3 separate regions of the Homo sapiens genome follow, and regions 1 and 2 are each linked to region 3. Evidence: chromatin loops called from intact Hi-C (ENCODE). Cell type or tissue: B cell. All regions are shown on one strand.

Region 1 (2,500 bases), 110 kb before region 3:
GGATCAGATCTTTGGACTGTGCCAGATCAACCATACTGCTAGATTCTCTCTCTAGGTCCCCGAACATGCACAGACACTGTCCCATGGAAATGGTCGCGCAGTAGGAGCCACGAAGAAAAACAGCCACTCCCCGCCCAGTCAGCTGCCCACCAGCTGTCCACCGCCCACAAGAGGTGATGTCATGCAACTGGGGGCCCAGCCCCTCATTCCTGACAGACCAGAGAGCCAGGGCCCCAGGCCCTCTTCCCCCCCACCTCCCCAGCTTAGGAGCAGTGACAGTACCCAGTGAGGAACTCCCAGTAAACTATTCATCTCTGCCAGTTCCGGGCCCCACTGATGGACAAGGCCCATGTTAGAGCTCTGAGACTTAGGTCAGACTCCAGAGGGGCCAGCACTAGCCCCTAGTGCTCTGACTTCATCATGGTACCCTAGAGCTTAAGCTGCTCAGTGGAAGACTCAGCTCTCCCAATTTCCTCCATGGGGGGCTGCTGACTGTTACATAGCCAGGCGAGGGGTTGCCCTGAAGAGAAGGGGTGTTACCTAGGCCTTGTCCTTTAGCTGGGCCCCCACTGTCTAATCCCCCACCCCAGGCCAGCCACGAGTGTCAGGAGCCAGGGCAGGCAGAGCAGAGGGAGGGAAACCTGAGAGCTCATTCTGAGAGAGGCTGGCTTGGGAAGAAGGTACAGATTGAGTACAGATGTCTGAGGAGCCAGAGCGGTGGAGGTTTTGTGGGGAGGCTTCCTGGAGGGAGGAGGAGGGGGACGTATCCTGGTATGAAGCTGCAGGTGGTGTGCAGAATGCTTCCCCCACCGCCCAAGCTTTAAAGGGCTGCAGAGGATAGGATGAGAACAGATGCTAGCCAAGAGACTCAAGCTTAGGAGAAAGCTGTGGAGAGTTGAAGGCAAAGCTTTAGAGGCCTCATATATACTGCCTGGCATGCGAAGGTTAGTGCACCAACAAAGCCCGCCAGCTGCCTGCCTTCTCCCTGCTGAATTTCACCTGCAGCAGAAGCAGCTTTGATGCAAAAAACTTCCTAACTGACAGCTGTGAGATTCCAGAATTCAGTGACCAAAGTGGAGCTTGGCATCCCAGTTGTGCCCTCTTGGGAGGAAGAGGAGCCGTGGGGGATCCTGAAACAGGGCTGGGATTCCAGGTGGAGTCTTCCAGCCTTTCCGCCTGGCTTGAAGATTTTCCCCCGAGACTCATGGCCACCAGAGGGCATAACCACTCCACAGTATGGCATCCTGGGCTCCAGGGGCCCCTCCTTGGAGAAACTGGGGAAATTGGGAGGAGGAAGCAGGCAGGGATCTCTGAGCTCTCAGGGAGCTACCAGCAGCTGAATTAAACAGTCTCTGGAGTCAAGAGACTTGGGTTCTAGTGGGTTCTAGTCCCTGTTATGATTCTGTCTTTCTCTCTCTGGCTTCAGTTGCTTCTGTTAAATGAGGGCTTGGACCATACGGTATCCTTTCCAGACCATAAGGCCATTTCTGGCTCTGAAATCCCAGGATTTAAGGAATCACACAAAGAACTTGATAAAAATTGCATTTCCTGGGCCCACCCTTACTCTGGGGTTCTCTAGGGCTTTCTGCCTAGCAAGAGGAGGAAACAAGGTGCGAATTTCAGTCCTCTGGTGGTGTTCACTCACTTGGAGGCCTGGAGGTGGACTGCCCTACATAAACTGGGGAAGTCTGCCTCCACGTCAGCTGAAGGATGACTGGCTCCACAGGCTGTTAGACACAGGGGCTGTGCCACACCTGTGGCATCCACTTCTCCAGGTTTCAGGCAAGGAGACATGTCCATTAGGTAACCCTCTGTGATAGCTGGGGTGGCTCCTTCACAGAGGAGGTTGTGCAAGATGCCCTTTTGCTGGGTCCCTTTGGGGATAAGCAATGGAATGAATGGAATATACATCATTGCCTCTCCGCTTTGCGTCTCCCCCTCCCACCCCCCACAGATGCTGTCTGTCAGGAGCAGGCAACAGACGGTCCTGGGGTCCATCTGTGCTAATGCTTCACAATAGAGTCCCATGTTTCCCCACTGACACCCCCTCGGCCCCTCAGCTGATGGCCACTTGGTGGTGCCAAGGCGGGAGGTGGGAGGAGGGAGAAGAAGGCACTAAGAGAGCTACCTCTTAGCTCCTGGCAGTCCTCAATCCACCCCGGCCCCCCACCCAACAAGCATCCTGCCATCTGGACTTGTGCAATCACTGAGGGGCGGAAAAGCACCCTCTTCCACCCACACCTCTTGTAGGGGATGGGGGCCTAGAGGACTGGGGGTGGGGAGGAGAACACAGAGTCAAGGAGACTAGAGAAGAAGACTGAGCCAGGCGCAAGAACTGAGACAGGCAGGAGGCAGAAAGTCTTTCCTGGCCTCGCAGGTGGACGTGGCCATTGCCCCTCTGTGCTCCTTATGCCACGTGTCTAACACAGCACATGTGCAAGGTACCACTCCCTACCAGGCCAAGAGCCTCTGTAACCCCAGTGCCCAGCCAGTACCTGGC
Region 2 (2,500 bases), 130 kb before region 3:
TGTGATCAGAAGCTGCGTCCCAACATCCCCAACTGGTGGCAGAGTTATGAGGTAAGAAGCTGGCCTCCTGCGGCTTTCCCATCAGCCTGATTTCTCCACCTTAGAAAAGGGTTTCTTGACAATGGGGTCAGGCCCCAGAGGAGCCCCCTGAGAGTGTCAGTTATTATTTACTATTACGTGCTATTTTACATATCCCAAGCCCTTTAGGGCTACAGTCTCTTGTCCTGGACCCTGTAGGGTGCCATTTGGAGTTCACAGCCTAGAAGAAGAAAAGGCTTTGGGCCTGGTGTGGTGGCATAGGCCTGTAATCGTAGCGCTTTGAGAGGCTGAGGCAGGAAGATAGCTTGAGCTCAGAAGTTCGAGACAAACCTGGGCAATGTGGGGAGACCCCATCTCTACAAGAAATAAAAAATTAGGCTTGGTGGCACACCACCTGTAGTCCCAGGTACTTGGGAGGCTGAGGTGGGAGGATTGCTTGAGCCTAGGAGGTCAAGGCTGCAGTGAGCCATGATTGGGCCACTGCGTTTCAGCCTGGGCAACAGAGCAAGACCCTGTCTCATAAAAGAAAAAGGACAAGGCTTTGTCTCCAAGACACAGATGAGGGAGGTGGTCAACAAGTGACAACTGAACCCAGAGCTGTTAGACACCAAACTAGGAAAGCAGCTCTGGAGCCCGAGCTGAGCTGAGCTCCATGGAAGAGTGAGGAGGAGGTGTCCATAAGAGAAGCCCTGAGACCAGACAGAGGAGGAGGACATGCCTGTGAGGAAAGTGGTCTTTCCAGAAACTCAGAAGGGAGGAGGTGATGTGTATGACAGGGCTGGGATTGGGATGGAGAATGTGAATTTGGGAGAGACGGCAGATGAAATCAGGGGTGTGGGGGAAACAACATTTGGTGGAAAGAGTTGACATGAGGACATGTTTGTGACATACGTACTAATAAACATGGAATTCTAGGGTCTTAAGAGTGTTCAGGGGAACAGGCTTCGCCTAGCTAAGTGCTCATGGGCCTCCTTTTCACTTGCGGTTCTGCATTTCCTTTTACTTATTTTTTTCCCAACTCTATCGAGGTGTGATTGACAAATGAAATTGTAACAAAGGTGTACAAAGTGCTGAATTGATACATGTATGTATTGTGACATGATTACCACACAAGTTAGTGAACACATCTGTCACCTCACCTTGTTGCTTGTGTGTGTAGTGAGAGCAGTTGAGACCTACTGTTAGCACATTTCAGGTGTACAGTATTGTTGACTCTAGTCACCTTGCCGTCCATTAGAGCCCCAGAACTTACCTAGTCAAGTAGAGAGGTTGGCTCTGCCTTTAACGAGTCTAACCACTAGAGGGCATTTCTGCATTTCAGAACAGAATTGCATATTAGCTGATGCTTTCGTGTTGCATCATAGAGCAGCACTTCTCACCGCACTCCTTGGAACCCTCAGGGCAGGGTTTGCTTCAGAGGGCAGGTGAGACCAAAAGAGCTGGCCGTTAGCTGCAGCGTTTGCCTTTCACTTGTGTAAGCTGTCCCTTAAAAAGGAAGAGCCGCCTGGCGCGGTGGCTCATGCCTGTAATCCCAGCACTTTGGGAGGCCGAGGTGGGCAGATCACAAGGTCGAGAGAGCGAGACCATCCTGGCCAACCAATATGGTAAAACCCCATCTCTACTAAAAATACAAAAATCAGCTGGGCGTAGTGGTGTGTGCCTGTAGTCCCAGCTACTGGGGAGGCTGAGACAGGAGAATCACTTGAACCCGGGAGGCGGAGGTTGCGGTGAGCCAAGATTGCGCCACTGCACTCCAGCCTGGGTGACAGAGTGAGACTCCTTCTAAAAAAAAAAAAAAAAAAAAAAAAAAAAAAAAAAAAAAAGGAAGAGCCAGGGAACAAAGGGAGCCTTGCAGAGCATTTCCCTAAGGTCGGCCGCCGGGTGGATGTGGATCTGCCAGACTGCACTGAGCGGGAGGTGGCAGGGAAATGAGTGAGAGCCTAGGGACCAGAAAGGCTTCTCCAGGGCATGACCGAGCTGATGGCTCCTGGGTCTCTGCACAGGCACTGCGGGTGATGGGGAAGATGATGCGAGAGTGTTGGTATGCCAACGGCGCAGCCCGCCTGACGGCCCTGCGCATCAAGAAGACCCTCTCCCAGCTCAGCGTGCAGGAAGACGTGAAGATCTAACTGCTCCCTCTCTCCACACGGAGCTCCTGGCAGCGAGAACTACGCACAGCTGCCGCGTTGAGCGTACGATGGAGGCCTACCTCTCGTTTCTGCCCAGCCCTCTGTGGCCAGGAGCCCTGGCCCGCAAGAGGGACAGAGCCCGGGAGAGACTCGCTCACTCCCATGTTGGGTTTGAGACAGACACCTTTTCTATTTACCTCCTAATGGCATGGAGACTCTGAGAGCGAATTGTGTGGAGAACTCAGTGCCACACCTCGAACTGGTTGTAGTGGGAAGTCCCGCGAAACCCGGTGCATCTGGCACGTGGCCAGGAGCCATGACAGGGGCGCTTG
Region 3 (2,500 bases):
ATGTAAAAGGCTTTGTCAGATCGGGTAGCCCCAGGGCTGGGGCTGACATAAGTTTTTTCCTTTAACTCATGAAAGGCTTGCTGTTGTTGAGATCCCCATTCAAAAGGTTCCCGGTCCCCCACTTTGTGACCTCATACAAAGGCTTGGCTAATACTGCAAAGTTTGGGATCCACAGTCTACAAAACCCCACAGCTCCTAAGAATTCTCTCACTTGCCTTCTGCTCTTAGGCTCCAGTAGATTGCAAATGACCTGCTTTCTTTCTGATCCCAGGCTGCATTCCCCGTGTCGGATAGTAAATCCCAAGTAACGTACCTGCTGTCGACAGATCTCAGCTTTTTTCTTGGACACCTTATACCCACAGTCCTCCAGGCGCTGGAGTAGGGCATCCGTTCCCTTGGCGCACCTGACTGCCGTGGGGTGTCTCAGCAAAAGGTCATCAACGTACTGGAGCAACACGCAGCCTAGGTCTCTGGTGGGAAGCTTCTGGAGGTCTGTAGCCAACGCCTCCCTGAAGATGGTGGGGGAGCTCTGGAACCCTTGGGGAAGCCGGGTCCAAGTGTACTGAGTAGTGATACCTGACTCCGGATCTTCCCACTGAAAGGCAAACAGCTTCTGGCTCTCGGGAGCTAATCTGATACGAAAGAAAGCGTCTTTCAGGTCCAAGCAGGTGAACCAGCTGTCCTCAGCTGGCAGCAATCCCAACAACGTGTACGGGTTAGGTACTGTTGGATGTAAAGTCACTGTAGCTTGATTAACCAAGCGCAAATCCTGTACCGGCCTGTAGTCCTTGGTCCCTGGCTTGGGAACAGGCAGGAGGGGAGTGTATACTTGGCATGAAGTACAGCAAATGGAAAAACTTAAATTTTAAAAAAAGAAGAGGTGGGTAGGATGAGGCCAGGCGCAGTGCTTGTAATCCCAGCACTTCGGGAGATCAATGGTGTGAGCCAGTCTAAACCTCCATCTGTGACCTGAAGCTGGCCTATGGGCTGCCGATTTTTGACCTCTGATGACTGACAGGGCTGTCTTCAGTTTCAGTTCCCTCCTGAGCATCAGAGCCATACACAGAACAGCCTACCAGATGCTTTCACTGGGATGTCCTAAGACCTCTCAGTTTCCATGTGTTCAAAACCACACTTGTCATCTCCAAGCTGATTCATCGTGGGTTTCTGTTCCTAGTGATGATACATAAGCACCCCATTGCCCCGGCCAGACCCCCAGGAGACCTCCAAGGCCCTGAGCATTCCTTCCCCTCTTTCAGTGGGTCTCCATGATTTCTTGGCTCTACTCACTTGTGGCATGCCAGGTCTCACGAACGCAGGCCTCCATAACAACTGTTTCAGTACTGGCTGAGTGGTTAAGTTAAATATTAAATAGCCAGTGCCCTGACAATCCTAGAGTCCATGCCCTCCCCATTTCTTTGCCTCCCCATTTCAGGCCCCTACCCTCCCTCACCTGGACCATCTTCACAGCCTCCTAACTGGTGCAGCTATTTACATTTGAATTAATTAAAAGGGGCCAGGCTCAGTGGCTCATGCCTGTAATCCCAGCACTTTGGGAGGCTGAGGTGGTGGATCACCTGAGGTCAGGAGTTCGAAACTAGCCTGGCCAACAAAGTGAAACCCCCGTCTCTACTAAAGATACACAATTTAGCCGGGAGTGGTGTCGCGTGCCTGTAGTCCCAGCTACTTGGGAGGCTGAGGCAGGAGAACTGCTTGAACCCGGGAGGTGGAGGTTGCGGTGAGCCAAGATTGCACCACTGCACTCTAGCCTGGGTGACAAAGCAAGACTCCGTCTCAAAAAAAAAAAAAATTAATTGAAAGGAAATAATGTTTAAAAATTAGTTCCTGCGTCTTACTAGCCTCATTATTTCAAGGGCTCAATAGCCACACTTCCTTACTGCAGAAAGTCCTGTGGGAGCATGTTGCCCTGTGATCATGTTTACTTTGCCTAAGCCCGCCCTGGGGGTCATTTCCCTCCTGCTAGAGTCCAGTCTCCTTGGTCCAGGTTACCTCCCCGCCCTTGTCACCACCTCACCCTCCTGCTGCCCCTCCTCCTGTTTGTCCTCATGTGCACCCTCTCCAGCCACTTCCACCTGGCTGTCTCTACCTTCATGCTCTGGGGCCCTTGGCCCTGAAGCTTGAAGCGCCTCCCGACACTTTGTTTACCGGCTCACCCCAGGCTCAGTTCCAACAGGGCTCACTTGGGGTTTGGTAGCACCCCACCCTCCCCCATGCACCTGCCTGCATCACCCGCACACGCGGGATGCCCTTGAGGGCTCCCTGTAGCACTTCCCACCCTGCTGATAATCTGTCCCCCTCTCTGGGTGAGGTCCAGCTGCGCTTCCTTCCTGTCTGCACTCTCCAGGCCTAGCTCGGGAGGCGGCACTCAGGGGTGGGGCTGGGGTTGGGGAGCTGATGGGAGCCCGCATCTTAAGAAGTGACTCAGGGTTGGCCGCAGATTTTCATTTGCGAGGAAGCACCTCACTCACTTGGGGCTAAG

What was found. A loop is a pair of places that touch in the nucleus more often than their neighbours do. Peaks named below come from ENCODE experiments on the same cell type or tissue, not always from the same donor. Only the 100,000 strongest peaks of a DNase experiment are listed, where the experiment ranks them.
Region 1: a loop joins it to region 3, with 8 times the contacts of the local background. A loop is called at or near these places in 27 of 110 quality-filtered maps.
Region 2: it touches region 3 in a loop (10-fold over the local background); 27 of 110 quality-filtered maps call a loop at or near these places.

Annotation. Positions count from the first base shown.
Region 1 is chr12:52,003,024-52,005,523 of GRCh38, forward strand. No RefSeq gene overlaps it. Among named protein-coding and RNA genes, the nearest start is that of TAMALIN, 2.7 kb to the right of the region's middle. In B cell, a CTCF peak has its summit at 1,393; DNase peaks (open chromatin) are centred at 1,218 and 1,738; H3K27ac peaks cover 47 bases.
Region 2 is chr12:51,991,943-51,994,442 of GRCh38, forward strand. ACVR1B (activin A receptor type 1B) reads left to right here. Exons shown (of 9, transcript NM_004302.5): 8 at 1-51; 9 at 2,043-2,500. The coding sequence ends at 2,168. Among named protein-coding and RNA genes, the nearest start is that of TAMALIN, 14 kb to the right of the region's middle. RefSeq lists a silencer at 1,254-1,363. In B cell, CTCF peaks have their summits at 1,323 (motif pointing right) and 1,526; a DNase peak (open chromatin) is centred at 1,339.
Region 3 is chr12:52,117,580-52,120,079 of GRCh38, forward strand. SMIM41-AS1 (SMIM41 antisense RNA 1) reads right to left here and starts at 639. Exons shown (of 4, transcript XR_007063312.1): 1 at 314-639. RefSeq lists enhancers at 701-940, 1,261-1,400, 1,411-1,470, 1,501-1,550. In B cell, no CTCF peak of the experiment used is centred here; a DNase peak (open chromatin) is centred at 1,052; H3K27ac peaks cover 480 bases.